Linked DNA regions of Mus musculus: region 2 is linked to region 1. A link is a loop called in an ENCODE intact Hi-C map of the cell type or tissue named here. Cell type or tissue: heart. All regions are shown on one strand.

Region 1 (5,000 bases):
TGATTCTAAACTGGGTTTAGTTGTACACAACTGTCATCAAAACTGACTTGTCTTACCCATTTTATTTTTGAAATATTATTATTAAATAAAATTATTATTATTTCTTCTATAGTATATACAATGTCATGTATATTATATTTTACATATATAATATGGTAGAAATATTATATAAATATAAAAATATATAAATATGTAAATATAAAAATATAAATATCTATTATACATATGAAAGTGTAAGACACCTATTTACTTAAAACATATAGAGAAAAGTAGTTTCTCTGTGTGTATAAAAGTGGGCTTGTTAGAATTTCAGGCGTTAGTTTCTCCAACTGGATGACAGAATTCTGCACAGATGTCGTCACATCACGCTTATGTTTTTGATTTTACTCATAGCAGTAGGAAATCTTAACCTCTTAATCTCCAACGTTTTTCTAAGCAGCGAACACACCAGACTTTAAGTTTGGCTTTGGTAGGGAGCTGGAGAACCAGGTGTCCTAAACTGCAAGTTTTCTTAGCTGAAAGTAAGATTTAGGAGAACACAGGTAGCAAAGGCCATTTGCATAGCTCAACCTCTCAGTAGCTCAGCTGTGCTTGATTGCAATTCCATTTCAGTGCTGGGCTTCTTTGCATAAAATATGCAACATATAACATAACCAAGGGCACAGACCTACGCCCTTAGCTTGTGATCTGCTTAATTCATTTTCCTTGCAGAAATATGTGTAAGAATAATATTGCTAGGATCTCTATCTATCTTGCATGTTTATCTTTGGGATCTACATACATTTAAGAAAAGACCATGTTAAATAAAAGTGATATGTATTCATTTTTTTTTCTGGGCCCCAAGATTTTGTTATTTATTTCTGGCTTTTCAGGGGAAAACTAAATTTCAGAAAACATTACCTAGCTGCCATGTCATTTGAGTATTTTACACTAGAAAGACTGTATCAGCTAAGCATGTGCAAAGTGTATAAACATATCTGTCAAGTCCACATGGATGTTACATGACAGGCCCACAAGTAAATATCCTTCCACAGCCCCTGCTGGGATAGCATTCCTGAATCCACCACTAGCTTAAATATTCTGGGGACTTGGGAACACAAAGGCATGAGAAAATCCTTGCTTAACATTCTCCTCTTTTCTATTTAAACAATCTTGTCACCCTGTGTCGTGGGTTGCTTTAACGAATACCAATGATGGGCCTGGGGTAGGAAGGCTTATTATAAAGGTGTGGATCATACTTTATAAATAATTTCCAGATGTGATATTTTGGGTACACGGACTCCTCTACAGGACGCAGGACACTGAAACATCATGGATCGTACAGTTTTTATCAGGACAATGCAAGTAGGTTTTCGGCAAGGCTGGTTCCAACTCATCTGTGATAAATGAGAAGATAAGGCAATCAGTGCACACCATGACACTCCATGCAGCTAGTTAGGCACACTTCAGAACTATTCAGGTGTGCTCACACAGCTTATGAGACTTGCATGGGGGGGGATGTCGCAATATAAATACATCCTTCCTGGTGGCCACTGGTAACGCAGGAATTGCCTCGCTAAGACTTAACCCAGGTCAGACATAAATAATAGATGTTAAGAGTTAGCTCTAGTCTCGAGGCTGCATTCCAGACAGCGTATCTCAGTTGGGTCAAAGGAATCCTTCCCCCTTTTCTCTCCAGTAGTTTCTCTGCTTGAAAAATGCCTGCAAAATTCCATCAGTCCTTTGAGGGGACCACTTTGGGTCTCTAAGGGAGAAGGTTTCAGACCCTTGGGGGCTAAGATGCACGGGCAAGGAGTTCTTGGGGCCTTGTATCAACGGTTAAAGTCTGCAAAAATATTATTACAAGCAGGTAAGCCATCCCTTTTTAAAAAGTACTGTATTATATATATTTTTTCAGATGTATTTGGTTCTATAGACGCAATGATTGGCATTGTGTCATAAAAGAACCGTGACATGTTTTGTGAGCTCAGCGCCTCTAAGGGAGCCAAAAATGCTCTGGAATCTCAAAGGCAGCAAGAAAGGGGCTGATTGTGTCTGTCTTTTGGTATGGAGTGTCATCTGCCTCATCTTTCCTCACTGCTCACTCTGCAGAGGAAAAGCAGATCCTTACATGGTTATTCCAGAGTCAGTAACACCAACGAAGGAAATGAATTCATCTGCACTCCTCTGAAGGCTGAGACTCCTCATTTTTCCTCTGGTGTAAACTCACCTCACTATTGTAGAAATGGGTCTAAAAGCAAATCAGATTCTACAGAAATGAATCGTGAACTAACTTCTCCTCAAGAGAACTTAATTCCATTATACTTATTTAACTTGTGTATTTCAGGATCCAGAGTATAGTTGAATTAATGTATTTGACTAAATTAAATTAGATTTTACCTTTTAATCTCTGTGCATTTATTCTATAGTTGTATGTTTATTTATACACACACACATGTATGTGTGAAGGTAAAGACATATGGTTTTGTAATTAGTTTTGGGACATTTGATTGACTTAAAAAAGGATTTATATTGTAACCAGAATGTTGCAGTTTGGATAATTACAAAAAAAAAAGGTTGTACCATTAAAAAAAAAATCTTCCAACATAACACTTAAGAGAAGCCAACCTTTGTGTTAAATAAGGGTGGGGTTTACATTGTAAACTTGGAGGTTCCATTTTAGAATTTGGCTCATTATCTCAGGCCACCGGCCGCTGATAAATGAATATTTTGAAAGCGTCTCACTATTCACTGCACACAGAAAACTGGAGGGAGCTGGGCTCCAGATGACAGGCTCGGTGTTCACACAGCACCTCCTGCTGTCCACTCGGAGAACTGCAACACACGATGGGCAGAAGAAAGTTCATCAAAGCTCTTGGAACTTCCAGGGACGTCTCAGACTTTATTTTTAGGGAAAGTGTACTTAGTTTCTTTTAATGAGATATAGTGATTCAGAGAGGATTAATAACTACTATAGACAATTTGATTAAAAATCCAGACTGTTCCAATGTTCTACTAGGCCAGCATATACAAAAACCAGTATAAGAAAATTTTTGTTCTTTTAATTGTTTAATATTTAAATATTAATGTTCAATATATAATGATTTTATAAAATAAATGATGCCTTTCTGAATTAAATTTATTTGTAGTTGTGTTTCACTAAGTGAAGGGTTTTAAGTTATTTTCAATGTTAAAAAATAGCATATGGCTTTTATTGTAATTTCAAGAAAAGCACTGTTTAAATAAAATCTGGAGATAAGCACTTTCTAAGTTTTATTAAAAGTGAGGGTTGGTGAGACAGAAGACATCCGGACAATAAGGGCCAACGCCTCTTATTTCTGCCACTCTAAACAAATGCTAAACTCAGGAGTTCAGTTCACTGTGGCAAAAATGCCTTGAGGATTGCTGCTTTAATTTAAAGAGGTCATTACTCAAAATGCTGTCAAGTATAATTTATTAAATCTTAGATGTAAATATGAGCAAAACTTTACATTTTTAGTTAGTTGCAGATTGTTCGTTTAACTACTCTATAAGCATTTCAATATTATGCTAAGTTTAAGAATCCTTAAACGTCTCGTTTCTCTGCTACTTTCTCTACCTCTATGCCTTACTGCATTGTAACAATGTTAAGCTTCATCATGCTATAGGTAAGCTGAAGTACAGGGATGAAAGCAAGGAGGAATGCCATAAGTTTGCAAAAAATTCTATTTTCTTTAGTCACGCATGTTTAATTATATGCACTTGGGTCCTCTTTCCATGGCTTCGATGTTTTTAAAACTCACTGCAGTGGCACTGTTACAATGCCACCTCTGGCCATTGGCAAGCCTGGCCACATCTTTATCTTATGAGTGTCCCCCTCGGCATTAATGAGCATTCATTGAGCTGCACTACTTCACTCGGCCTTCCAGAAAGCTGGTTCTGTTTAGTTTTCTGTCTCACCCTGTTCAGGAATCACCAGACAGGTGAAACGTGGACGAGGGGCGGCTCTTGTTTTGTTAACAATTCTTAAGATTATAAAATTGTAGGACCGGATCACTTTGACATCAGTTCCGTTTAGTCTACTTTTGACATCCCATAGGAAAACCATATTGTTTTGTTGTCTGTTAAACTATAATGGGTTTAAAAATTCTAGAAGCCCAAAGGAAGGTCTCTTAAACAAATCGTTACATTGCAACTTTAAAGGAAAAGTCAGGGCTACTGGTTTTGTATTTATGACCCTAGTAATTTTTTTTTTTTCATTTTAAATTTTAGCTTGGCTATTACAGCCTGGGGCTGAATTAAGCACATTACTTTACAGTGATCTTAAATATATACTGCTTCGTGAGTGTTCAAATGAGATATTATATTTAGGACAGCTTAAAGTCGCTTAGCCTTACATTTATCACGTGTATTTTGTCAAGAGTGGAAACATCTTGGAAATTGCTGAGAGCTAAGCAGAAATCTGTTTAATTGGTAATCTTTGGAACAGCATAACCACTTTTCTATGAAATGTAGTTAACACTTTCATGAGGGCCAGCTCCAGCTCATTAGCATTCTTGTTATGTACTGGTGCTGTTGGTGGGGGTGTTAGAGTAGGAATGCCATTGTGTCGAGTTCCAGTGTTTGGGGACAAACACTGCTGTGGAAGGAACGTGTGAAAAGGCCACAGTCCTGTCAGTGAATGAGCAAGGCTGTGCTTTCTGTGTGCTTCAAGCAGGGAAGCTGTCATTCATGGCTAACACAGCCAAACAGAGGCCAAAACACAAGGCTGCAGTACCTCTTAAAATGATATTAGTGATTTTTAAACACGATCTTCTTTATTTATGATCCTACACAGAGCTTTAGTTGCTGTCAGTAAACAAAATATGTCAGTCTGTTCAGAAATACTGTAAAAAATGAAAGAAAAAAAAAAAAAGAAAGAAAGAAAAAAAAAAAAACCTCCGTGGAAGGGCGCCAGGCAGTTACAGTAATTAGGGCTTGGGCGAACTGATCGGCAGTGTGAGGTACAAGCATGATTTGAGGGGAACTTCATCACTGGAAGC
Region 2 (5,000 bases), 560 kb before region 1:
TTTGCGTTTGTCATGTTGTTCTCACCCTAGTATTGCTAATCCCCTTGACAGATGAAGAAGCTGAGGTGTGTGGGGTGAAGCCTTGAGTTCAAAGGCAGCTCCTAAACTCCAAGTGATGTTGGACCTCCAAAGCTCCATAGCAGATGCAGCCTCACCATCTCTTATGTCCTTCCAACTTAAAGCATTAGTATGTCTTGATTTCCTGCAAAAAGCCTCATGACCTCAAGGCCATCATGGTGAGGGTGCCTGGCTCGAGCTTGCTCCTAGGGTCACTTCTGTCCCCTGTAAACAGATTACATGTGAGGCAGTGCTCTCTCTCTCTCTCTCTCTAACGCTCTCTCTCTTCCTCCTCCTCCTCCTCTTCCTCCTCCTCCTCCTCCTCCTCTTCCTCCTCCTCCTCCTCTTCCTCCTCCAAATTCGCTTGAGGCTGTTTTCTTGAGACATCAGTGGCTTTAAAGCAAAACAAGGATTTGCTAACAAAACATTCTACCCCAGATGAGTCACGGTTCAGGTCCTCCTCAGGAGAGGCAGCCAAGTGCGAAGTCTGAGAGACTCCAAGGGCTCTCTCTCTCTCTTCCCTCTTCACCAGACTGAACTCCCCAAACACAGCAGAGGCAAAGTCACGGCTGTTTGAGCACGTTAACAGGATGGCTTCTGGGGGGTGATAAAGGCCAGAGAATGGAGGCCTGAGAGACCTTTGTGTCCTAAGCCTTTGACCCCTTTGATGAGACAGATGTGCAGGCCAGGCCTTCCTTCCCAGGGCAAGCTAACCCTCATTAAACAGCAGGAAGGCTTCCTTGGTGGCAATGAGCAGACACATGCCTGGCTTCCCTGGCAGCAGACGGAATGGGAAGAGATAATCCCCCTGTCATCAGGCCCCACACCCCCTCAAGACTCCAGCACTGGCTCCTGTAACATGTGCTCACCTTGATTTATGGTTGACCTTGGGAAAGCCAGCCTCTGACTTTGGCAGCCTGTCTCCTGGCCATCATTTTTCTAGATGGAAAGAGCTCTTTTTGGTTAGTGTCTGTAAGTATCCCATCTAAGTCAGAGTTTCTCGAGATGCTTGCGGCTCCCCTGGAAGCCACTCTGCTAGCTTCCCTGGGATACTTTGCAGATGAAGGTAGGAAAAGCCAGGAGGAAAATTTCCCTAAGTTGGAGAGAGGACACATCCACCCTGTCCGCCAGAGTGTCATCAGTCAGTCTACAGCACCAACGGGCCCACCACCTTGCCAGACTGACTTAATAAAGACAAAGGACATGGGAGTTCCACAGTCATGACTCTTAAACCTCGTAGAGGCTATATAGAGTGTAAGTAGCACCTATGTTAACCAAATAGTGTCTCTAACATTAACTTTCTCTAACTGGAAATGTCTGCCTGGGACATATTGACCAACAAGACTTAGAATGGAGCTTAATGGGTTGACTCTACAGATGGTGGGACTACATGAGAGCCATGCTCTGTTGGACAATAATTACAGCTAGTATGTACAGGGTGATGATCATACATTGTACCGCTTCATCACAATATGCTGCTGGAGTATCAGTATTGTTCATATTTATAGAAGAGGCGAGCAGCCCAAAGAGGTTAAGTAACTTGCTTAAACCTTGACAGCGACTAAATGGTAAAACTTGAGGTTTGAACCCACACACACTGGCTCTGGAGTGCATAACCTCATCATGATGAGTTTAACCTTGAAAGCTGCCTACAAGAAGAGGAATTGTGCCTCACAGAAAAGTCAATCCTACTTGATGTTCAAATTGACTTTCAATGTGCATGTATTTGTGTAAAACACATGAGTGCGCACATATGTCCACATTGTAAACTGAGAGTGAATGCAATTCCCATGCTTGCACCCTAGCTCCTGGAAGCCAGGACAGGCCTTCCCTCTAGCACAATTTGTCAAAATCCTTGAAGTAGAGGAGTCCTGACTCTGACCAGAGGCCCCCAAGGGCCAGACAACTACTGGCCAGGAGATGGCGCTGTGTCACTTTCCTACTTAAGGCGCTTTTGTTTTCTTCCGGCTGGTGGAGGTGGGGAGGCCAAGTTCCCTGATTTGCAATCTCAGTCTCTCTGTCACTTCCTTCAAATGAGCTTGGAGGTGTTCAGCAGATGACAGTCCTGAAAACGGGCCAAAGCTGTTCTCTTAATCCTGTCTCAGGGTGCACTTGAAAAGGGTGTTTCCAAACAAGTTTGCAGATTCCATCTGTCACAGCTACACTCCTCCTGACCTCTTGGCTCTCACCAGAAGAGGGAGAAACACTCCCAACTTGCCCCACCTTGAAAGCAGCTTGGGCAGGGCTGTGGAGGAGACCCTGGCACTCGCTGCTGGCTAAACTCAGCCTGCTGGAGGAGGAACATTGCCCTCCCACCCATCCCCAAACCCCAGTGTTTGGATGAACTCCCAGAGGTCACATCCATCTGGGGCTTGGTGGTTTTGCCTGATGCTCAACCAGTGTTGGCGTGGCCTCTTTCTCAGAGCCTAGCAGGAGACTCATAGCCGGCATTTTCAGATCAAGCAAATCTTTAACTGACCTGAGAATACTCATCTTCCAGTGATCTCCACTGTCTCCCTGGTCTTCAGATAAGGAAACTGAGGCCAGGACAGAGGAGGGAGGACTCGACCTGATATATGGAAGATCTGTAAGCTAGATATGTCTCAAGCCCTGGCCAAGTCAAGAGCCATCATGTTAGGGCAAGGCATGACTGTGCAGCACATAGGACAAGCAGCTTTTGGATTCAGACAGCCTGGGCTTGCGTGCCACAGATCTTAAGTATGTCCCTGCGACTCTAAGGAAATTACTCTATGTTTCTGACCCTGTCTCACCTAGAAAAGGGAGCACAGCAACACCTATATCAGGAATACTAAGCCAGGAAATGCATACAGCATACACAGAAGGTGTTCTAGTTGTGTTTCTGTAGCCTTTAGTGGAGTCTTTGTGTTACTTTTAGCCCTAACCAGAGAAGCTAGATTGAAGCCTGGGTAGTGTCAACGTGCTGCTTTGTAACTCTCCCCCGTTAGACCACACAGTTATTTCCAACTTCACTTTTTAACACAGAAGTTAGCTTTCTCTATCCCTTTAAGATGGGGGGGGGGGGGAAGGGGGACAAAACCAGCCTTAGCATATGCCAGCATCCTCTTAAAGGGTGTCCATTTCCAGGTCTTGCTCCTGTCTTTCTAAAGCTCATCCCTTGGCAGACATAATCCTAAATATTCTGAGCAAATCCTCTAATTTGCAAGTGTAACAGTGATACCAGTTGGCTAATGCTTCCGTGAGAATTCTTTCCATCAGATTGCCTTCTTGATAATACATGCATTAAGGAACCTGAGATGTTTATGTGGATGAAGAAGACCAAAAATATAAAGGGTGTAACTTCTGAGTTGAGCCAAGGGGATACCATAAGAAGTCTGAACAGCAAGAGGCAGCCAGCTAGTGTGAAGTATGGAAAAAAGGCATCAAATGAAAAGCAGGTTCCAGCCACAGAGCAGGAGGGCAGCAGCGTTCACCTTCTGTGAAAGACTGGTGCAGCTGTGTCTTTGTAGGAACATAGTCAGTCCCGTTTGTCCCCTTCCTCTCACCACAGCATTGGTAGGGGACAATAGAAGTAGTCAGGTCTTGGGCCTGACTCAGATACCTTCCAAGGAAGACATGATGTTAAACTCATCTTGACTCCGGTGAGCTGTCAGTCCTGAGGGCAGACTTGGAAGAAGGCTCTTGCTTGTACTCCGGCAGGCTGAGAGACCGGCGAAGACCTTTAAACAGACCCCAGGCTCTGGTGGTTGATTCGTCATATACTTTGGTCACTGGGCATCCCCGATGGAAGTGTCCTGTGCTTTGAGAGGTCTGCCTCACCTAATACTCTGGTCTCATTGCATGCCTCTGCTGGCTCCAGACCAAGCCATGCTGGTCTCTTCCTGTCTCTGAAAGTCCTATGCTCATTGCCACCTGCCAAGAATGACCTTTGCCCTGGTTTTCAGTGGCACTCAGCTCACACAAAAGATCATCTCATCAAGGAAGCACACTCCAACTCCAGATGAACTGCTCTCTCCACCCGCTCTCCAAGGGCTTTCTCCCTGTAGCATGGCTTAGGTGGGCAGTGTAGGTTCTGTGCACCAGGAAGCTGCCTTCTCTCCACAGCTACGGTCCAGCAAAGGGTGGAGAGACTCAAATACTTGTCTCTGAGTGGCTGAGTTCCTCTCCCTCCATCTGTCTCCTCATCTGTCACAGCTATTCCTTTGTTAACCCCTCCCTTCCCTGTCATGCCCAGACTCTGAAGCCCAAGCTATAATGCAAGAGGAAATCATGACGATTTTTTCCCCAAGTCCTTTTAATCACATTTTTTTCCCTTAACTTCGAACACCTTTCAAAAAGCACTTTCATGGGCTTCCACTCCACCCTGCCCCGCCCTGTCCCCACACTGCACCCCACCTCTATTCACTTCTCAGCTGGTGGTGAGGTTCTGCCTTCATCCCTTGTCTGACAGGATTCTCACTAGCATGCCTATCCCCAGAAGTCACTCAGGTGAGGTGCAGCGCAACTCTAAAATTGTGAATGATAACTTGGCCCCCAGGGATGTGTGACATGGACAACAACCCTTGACCACTTGGCTGCCTCGCTCCAGGGTCATAATTACCAACCATTTGTTTTGCAGTCTTCGTCTATGATTTCCAGACAGCCCACTGTCCACCTCCTGACTTGATGAGCTACTCCTTGCTCCCTACTCCTTTCCCATCTCTCTAGTGTCTCCTTTCCAGCCCTCCTTCTAGATTCTTCTTGCTGTTCTTTGAGTCTTCTGTCACCTGCTTTCCTCTGTAAGTTGGCCTTGAGGTTCCCCACCTTCACTTCCACAGTGTCCACTCATTTCTATACACATCACTTGCATTCTCCTTCTAATATACAGTCGGGACATTTCTGTTAGGCAAGAGACCCCAGAATCCAATGCCCAGCCCACCCTGGGGTCTTGCTCTGTCTAGACCGGTATTAGTCTTAGTGACAAG

Evidence for each region. Hi-C counts contacts between places; a loop is a spot of excess contacts. Peaks named below come from ENCODE experiments on the same cell type or tissue, not always from the same donor. Only the 100,000 strongest peaks of a DNase experiment are listed, where the experiment ranks them.
Region 2: it touches region 1 in a loop (16-fold over the local background); 25 of 42 quality-filtered maps call a loop at or near these places.

Annotation. Positions count from the first base shown.
Region 1 is chr2:106,079,392-106,084,391 of GRCm38, forward strand. It overlaps Dcdc5 (doublecortin domain containing 5), which reads left to right and starts at 1,608. Exons shown (of 24, transcript NM_177844.2): 1 at 1,608-1,849. In heart, a CTCF peak has its summit at 2,804 (motif pointing left); no DNase peak of the experiment used is centred here.
Region 2 is chr2:105,521,421-105,526,420 of GRCm38, forward strand. The region is part of intron 1 of 4930527A07Rik (RIKEN cDNA 4930527A07 gene); the gene reads left to right. Among named protein-coding and RNA genes, the nearest start is that of 4930527A07Rik, 47 kb to the left of the region's middle. In heart, a CTCF peak has its summit at 1,969 (motif pointing right); no DNase peak of the experiment used is centred here; H3K27me3 peaks cover 576 bases.